Linked DNA regions of Homo sapiens: region 1 is linked to region 2. A link is a loop called in an ENCODE intact Hi-C map of the cell type or tissue named here. Cell type or tissue: IMR-90. All regions are shown on one strand. Each heading gives the region's core, and the rest is flanking DNA. Links, peaks and the distances in the headings are about the cores only. Region 1 overlaps PTAR1 (protein prenyltransferase alpha subunit repeat containing 1). Region 2 overlaps MAMDC2 (MAM domain containing 2).

Region 1 (2,915 bases), core at 329-2,828, 370 kb before region 2:
TTTCTCTGAGACGGAGGCTCACTTTGTAGTACAAGTTGGAGTGCAGTGGTACAATCTTGGCTCACTGCAACCTCTGCCTCCTAGGCTCAAGCGATTCTCATGCCTCAGCCTCCCCAGTAGCTGGGACTACAGGCGCGTGCTACCATGCCCAGATAATTTTTTGTATTTTAGTAGAGACGGTGTTTCACCATGTTGCCCAGGGTGGTCTTGAACTCCCGAGCTCAGGTGATCCACCCGCCTCAGTCTCCCAAAGTGCTGGCATTACAGGTGTGAGCCACTGCACCTGGCCTCATCTGTTTTATGCGTATCTTACTTTTGTTACTTACATAAATATTGTCCTCTTAACTGGACCACAAATTTTTTGCACGCAGGTCCTCTCTAATACATGTTCAAATTATTCATTCACTCAACAAATTTTGTAAGCATCTACAATAAGCCAGGTACTGAGCTGGCTGAAGATGAGTAAGCACAGTCCCTGGCCAAAAGCAGCTCCATGTCTGACCACAGCACAGAGGAGTGGTAAGAGGATAGGCCTTCCTTAAAGCCATACTACCTGGGTTTGAATCCCAGCTTCTCCACTTACTACCTACATAACCTAACCTCTTGGAACCTCAGTGAAACAAGGACTCACTCAGTGAAACCTCAGTGAAACATCAACCTCATGGTGTTGTGAGCAATGAAATTCATTCCATTTCTCCACAGCTTTTTGACACACAGTGAGTACAATTAAACGCCATCACTGACTGACAAAGAAATGAGTATTTTCAACATAAGTAAGGAAGTCTGGAATAATGAGGAGGTTGTTCCTTTAGTAAAACTGTCTAAATTTCCAAACTTGTAAAATACGCAGCAATAACAAAAAACCCCTTTGTAGTCAAGTAGTTACATGGAAAGGTTTGTAAATGATGGGAAAGCCTCTGGAATTTCTTTTGACATCTACAATTTTCTAAAAAGTGATTATTCTACCTAGGTAAATTAGCATAGTCCCTTGGAATCTCCCTTTCTACATTAAAGAAAATGTGTCTGACCAATGGTAGCTGCTATTTGTTTGTACTTCTAACACAATTTCCTTCCTCCCTCCATCACAAGTGAAGACAAGAAGTCCATCCTCCATGAGAGACTTCTGTACAGCAGCACAAGGCAAAAACTAACACAGCAAGTACTTAAGTCCCCGCTTTTCATTTTATGGTTATGTGAAGATACAGGAAGACTTATCAAAGTAACACTTCCTCTACTGGCAGGTCTCTCCCTAAGAGAGCAACAGCAGCTACTGGGTTCAGACAGAGCCCAGCTCCATCACTTACTGGGAATTCTTGGGCAAATCACTTAATCTCTCTAGGCCTTAATGTCCTTCTCGTATGTAAGATGGAGCTATCATGGGTATATTAGATGATTAAATCCTTGAAGTGTTAGTACAGTCTCTGACATACAGTAAGGACTGAATGGTAATTCCTGTTACAAAGCCTGTATTTTCTAGTCCAGTTCCACAAATGATATTGGGACTGGATGCCTCCAGAGGGAGCAAAAGATCCTCCTAAGCTGGCTAAGCAGTGACTGCTGAGCAGAGGGATACTTTTTGACTTTTAAGAATCTTCGAATTTAAAACATCAACAGCCTTGACCACCATCGGTGGTACCTAGTAACATATACAACCATAGGCCCTTCTCTTCTCCTCTTTCACAAACTGCTAAAACTTCCTCATTCAGGACTCAGGCTCAGACAAGACTTCCTTCAGTAAATATTCCAGTCTGATATAAGAAGCTAGGGGTAAAGTGCAATGACAGAAATGAGAAAGGACTAGGAGAAGAAACTAGATTAGAAGTATCAGACATAATTAAAGAATCTGATCCTCACAACAACCCTCTGAGGTCTTGATTAGTATTTCCTTCTTTTGGTGTGGAAATAGGAAGAAAGAGGTTAAGTAATTTGCTAAGTCATTGCTAAGTGACTTCAGTGTGCTGACAAGTTCAGTTTAAATCCAGGTCTGCTGTCCTGCAAAGCAGATGCTCTTTCACTCTACCACACTACAGGCAATAACTTTGCCTTCTGCAGGTCAGGACTGAACCAAAGACCTGAAAAAGAACATGTATAATCAACGGTTGTAACTATTTGACTCTCTCAATTTCATCAACAATACGCCATTTCCTCTGCAGTTTCACCCAAAAGACATGAGCTACTGAAATCTCCACAGTCTCTTGAAATTAAACAGGTCTCTCTCCAAACAACAGAACATATACCAGCAAATAAATGTTCCTTTGTTACACACACTACAATATATGACTAACCCATCATCACGCCACAGGGAGAAAAAGAAATCAGGGCACATTATACATAGAAAAGTAGCTAAATTTCAGCTATAACAAGGAGAAGATAAAAGGATGCTACAGAAGTTGGAGAAAAATCAATATGCTTTTCTTGCTGCACTGCATTCTAGAAATGGCCCAAGGCCAGTAGTCACCTGGTAATGGTCACTGGATTTGACAACTGTCTCTAACAGAGAAAGGTTTTCGTGCATCTAGAAATAAATTCAAGGCCAACTTAAATCAGTAATTCTTTTCCTCCAAAATACATTCAGGTTACCACAAGAAGTGAAGCTTGAGTTAAAGCTATATGGTAAACACCAGAGAGGCCTTGTTTATTATAGTACACAGTCACAGAATCAATAGCTAGACTAAGCTAAAAACTCTTGCTTACAAACTCTTGTTACTCGTTTGACAAATGTCTGTTGAACATGTAAAGGTTCTGAGTAAATAAAAATGATCCACAATCCCTTTTCCTAATAAACTCACATTCCAGCCAGGAAAAAGGTTGTTTAATCAGCTAAAATACAGTGTGACAAGTGATACTATTATGCAAGCCATCTGAGTAAAGGGCTTCCATAAAAGAGCAGGGAATAATTATTGCTTCCTGAAGCA
Region 2 (2,915 bases), core at 296-2,795:
GACAACCGGCTACTGTATTGGTAAGTGGGCTTCATTTTCATTAAATCAAATTGTGAATCTTTTTCTAAAAGTTACTGTTGCCAGAGGGAACTGAATCAATCCTAAAGACCAACTATTTTATAGAATGCACTGCATAATGCATACTGGTTTAAATTCTTTGCTAGATTCATTTGAATACTGTATGTTTTTTGTCTTTAGTGTGGGAAGGCTCATTAGAATCTGCCTGTACAGTCTGGATTAATGAAAGAAATATAGATGCAGGAACTGTAACTTCAGAGCTGCCACCTTAACCTCAACACATTCTGATTAAAATAATTTACAAATTGCTGGAAACTCAGCTTTTTGTAGCATGTGCCAGAAAAGCAGACATTGTATTACCTCCTTTCCCTTATTTCTCTCTTGGCACACCACGGCTCTCCTCTTAATAATCACAGTTGTCACTTAGATTTCACTTGAGCAGAGTTGGTTGGCTGTCTCTTATCTGCCAGCTTCCAAGAGGGCATAAAGAAAGGATAAACCCTGTCCTATGGTGGTTCAGTTCCTATTTGTCTACATTGAAGCTAGTTCTGCATATGGCAAATACTGCTGAGGAAGGACAAGCTGTGCAGTGGAGAGGCGCAGGGAGGAGGAGAGGAAATTGGAGAGGACTGAATAGGGACAGTGCACTGGAGCAGGAGTTTCAAGAAGGAGAAGAATTTAGTTAAGTGGAGGTGCAGGGTAGGAAGGCAAGGGTTCTCCATGGCCAGACCCCTGTGGGGAGAAAGAAACAGGGCAGGTTCAGGCAAAGGCAAGAGGCTGAGTAGGGTGTTTGAAGTGAGACCAGGACTGCTAAGGGAGTTTGTGATGGAAGAGTGTGGATGCAGGATGTGGAGCTTGGACCTGCTGAATCATGTGGGTCAGCCAGCAGGGGAGAAGTGTGCAGCTGCACTTTCAGATGACTCCAGCTGCCACGTGGAAAATGAGTTGGGTACAAAGAAAATGCATAGCAGGTGGGAAAACCCCTAGGAAGCAGCTGTGACATTACAGAGGGGGCATAATGAGGGTAATACTGAATTAGCAGTGGAATTGGAAAAAGGCAGTAGAATTGAGAGATTTTTCAGCACTGACAACTCTTGAAGGCTAAATGAATGTGACGGGGAAGAGAAAGGAGAGTCAAAGAATATTCTGAACGACAACAACAACAAAAAAGCCTTTGCTAATTCCCTTACGTTTCACTTGTCTGTTTTGACCTCAATGATATCTCTAGGGCAAGTGAAAGAAAACAGACCATTTTCTGAAGATACAGTGAGGCTCAGGCTCTTTTCCTTGAGCCTCCCGCTGGGCTTCCACCTGGCATCTGCACAGCTTGTGAACGACAGGGAAGTCAGACACCTCTGGTGGAGCGCCACCTGCTGGCTCAGTCAGCTTACTGAGCCTCAGCCTCTTGGCATCCGTAAAATGGGAATAAAAAGCTTCCCTCCTAGGATTCTTAGGAGGAGGAATATCCTGGTTATGAAAATAATTGGTATATACAGTGCTGGACATCCAAAACATGTTAATTGCCTTTCTTCAAATGATGTGGTGACTTCTGATTTGTTTAAAACAAAAGGATGCCAACACTTTTATCTTGTTAAACTCTATGATCACACTCTGACTTCTTTCTTTCTGGGTACTTTATCTGCCTCTCTCCATTGCTCATCTGTAAAATGAGGTTAGTAACAGTGCCTATGTCATGGGGCTGCTTTGAAGATTGAATAAGTTAATTTATGTAAAGTGCTCAGAATGGAGCCTGGCATATTGAGGAATATTTTGCTTTTTATTTTACTCTTAGGCAGCATTTGGCACTGAATGTTAGGGCATTGGCTAGCAGACACTGTGGTGGAAACATTGAAAATGAAAATCTTAGAAATGTTCAGTGCTTGCTAATGTAAAAACACATTGCTGACTACACCAGTCAAGATCCTGGCAGGAAGGAGGAAACAGAGGGTACAGTCAACCTGAGTAATTTGAGGGAAGCTCACTGAAGAGACCACAAAGGTGTGAGTGGTAAAGGAAGCCAGCAAGGAATAGCTCTGTGACCCAGGACTAGTAACAGTGATGATTCAGGAGCTGTTATCTTCTTTTGGTCTGAAAGGACAAGGGAGGAGGAGTTTCCAGTACCTGTAAACAATAGCTATTTGTCAAACAAGGGCTGCTTGACAAGACTTGCCAACTCATGGCGACCTGGCTGGGAGACTGCTGGGCAAGTAAACCCCTGATTTCATTCTCCTTCCACCCTCCATTGGTCGAATCCAACAGGGAGATGGAAGGCAGGGTAGCCCATTGATACAGTCCGGATAGGTCAACCTCTGCAGGACCTATCAGGTGGAGAAGAGCAACGTGGATCCGCAGGGGGCCAGTGGCCAGCACAATTATACTTCCTAGTTTAACTGTGTGATTATAAGGGTCAATGGAGGCATTAGCTTGTGGGTTTCTTGCTCCCTTTTAAGGAACAATTGTTGATGGAGACCAATATATCCATGCAAACATGCCAATGACACTAAGGGTAGAAGAGGGGGATCTGATTATCTTCTCTCTCTTCTCTACTCAGTAGCTGCAAAAGGGACCAGAACCTAGGATATATCTGCCCCACCTATTTTACCTGGGTTCTGATTTATAAGAAAAACAGGGAATTTTAGCATCTCAGACACATGTCCCTCAGCTCTGGGCAACTTGTTCATCATGAGAAGAGAAAGGAATGGAGGACTGGGCCAGTAGATTCAAGAAAGGGTTGTGGAAAAAATTTTCTAGAGCTACGAGCATAACCCTGAACAGCTCTTTGAGACAGAGGTGACTGATAAAAATAGCTGACTTGTACCAAGCACTGACCACATGCCTGGCACTATGCTGGGAGCTCTCCACACTTACAATAGCTCTGTGAAGTGGGAACATTGTCC

Evidence for each region. Peaks named below come from ENCODE experiments on the same cell type or tissue, not always from the same donor. Only the 100,000 strongest peaks of a DNase experiment are listed, where the experiment ranks them.
Region 1: it touches region 2 in a loop (3.0-fold over the local background); 3 of 110 quality-filtered maps call a loop at or near these places.

Annotation. Positions count from the first base shown.
Region 1 is chr9:69,744,397-69,747,311 of GRCh38, forward strand. All of the region lies in intron 2 of PTAR1 (protein prenyltransferase alpha subunit repeat containing 1), which reads right to left. Among named protein-coding and RNA genes, the nearest start is that of PTAR1, 14 kb to the right of the region's middle. In IMR-90, for the core only: a CTCF peak has its summit at 1,514 (motif pointing right); no DNase peak of the experiment used is centred there.
Region 2 is chr9:70,109,785-70,112,699 of GRCh38, forward strand. MAMDC2 (MAM domain containing 2) reads left to right here. Exons shown (of 14, transcript NM_153267.5): 4 at 1-20. Among named protein-coding and RNA genes, the nearest start is that of MAMDC2-AS1, 65 kb to the right of the region's middle. In IMR-90, for the core only: a CTCF peak has its summit at 1,389 (motif pointing left); DNase peaks (open chromatin) are centred at 917 and 1,357.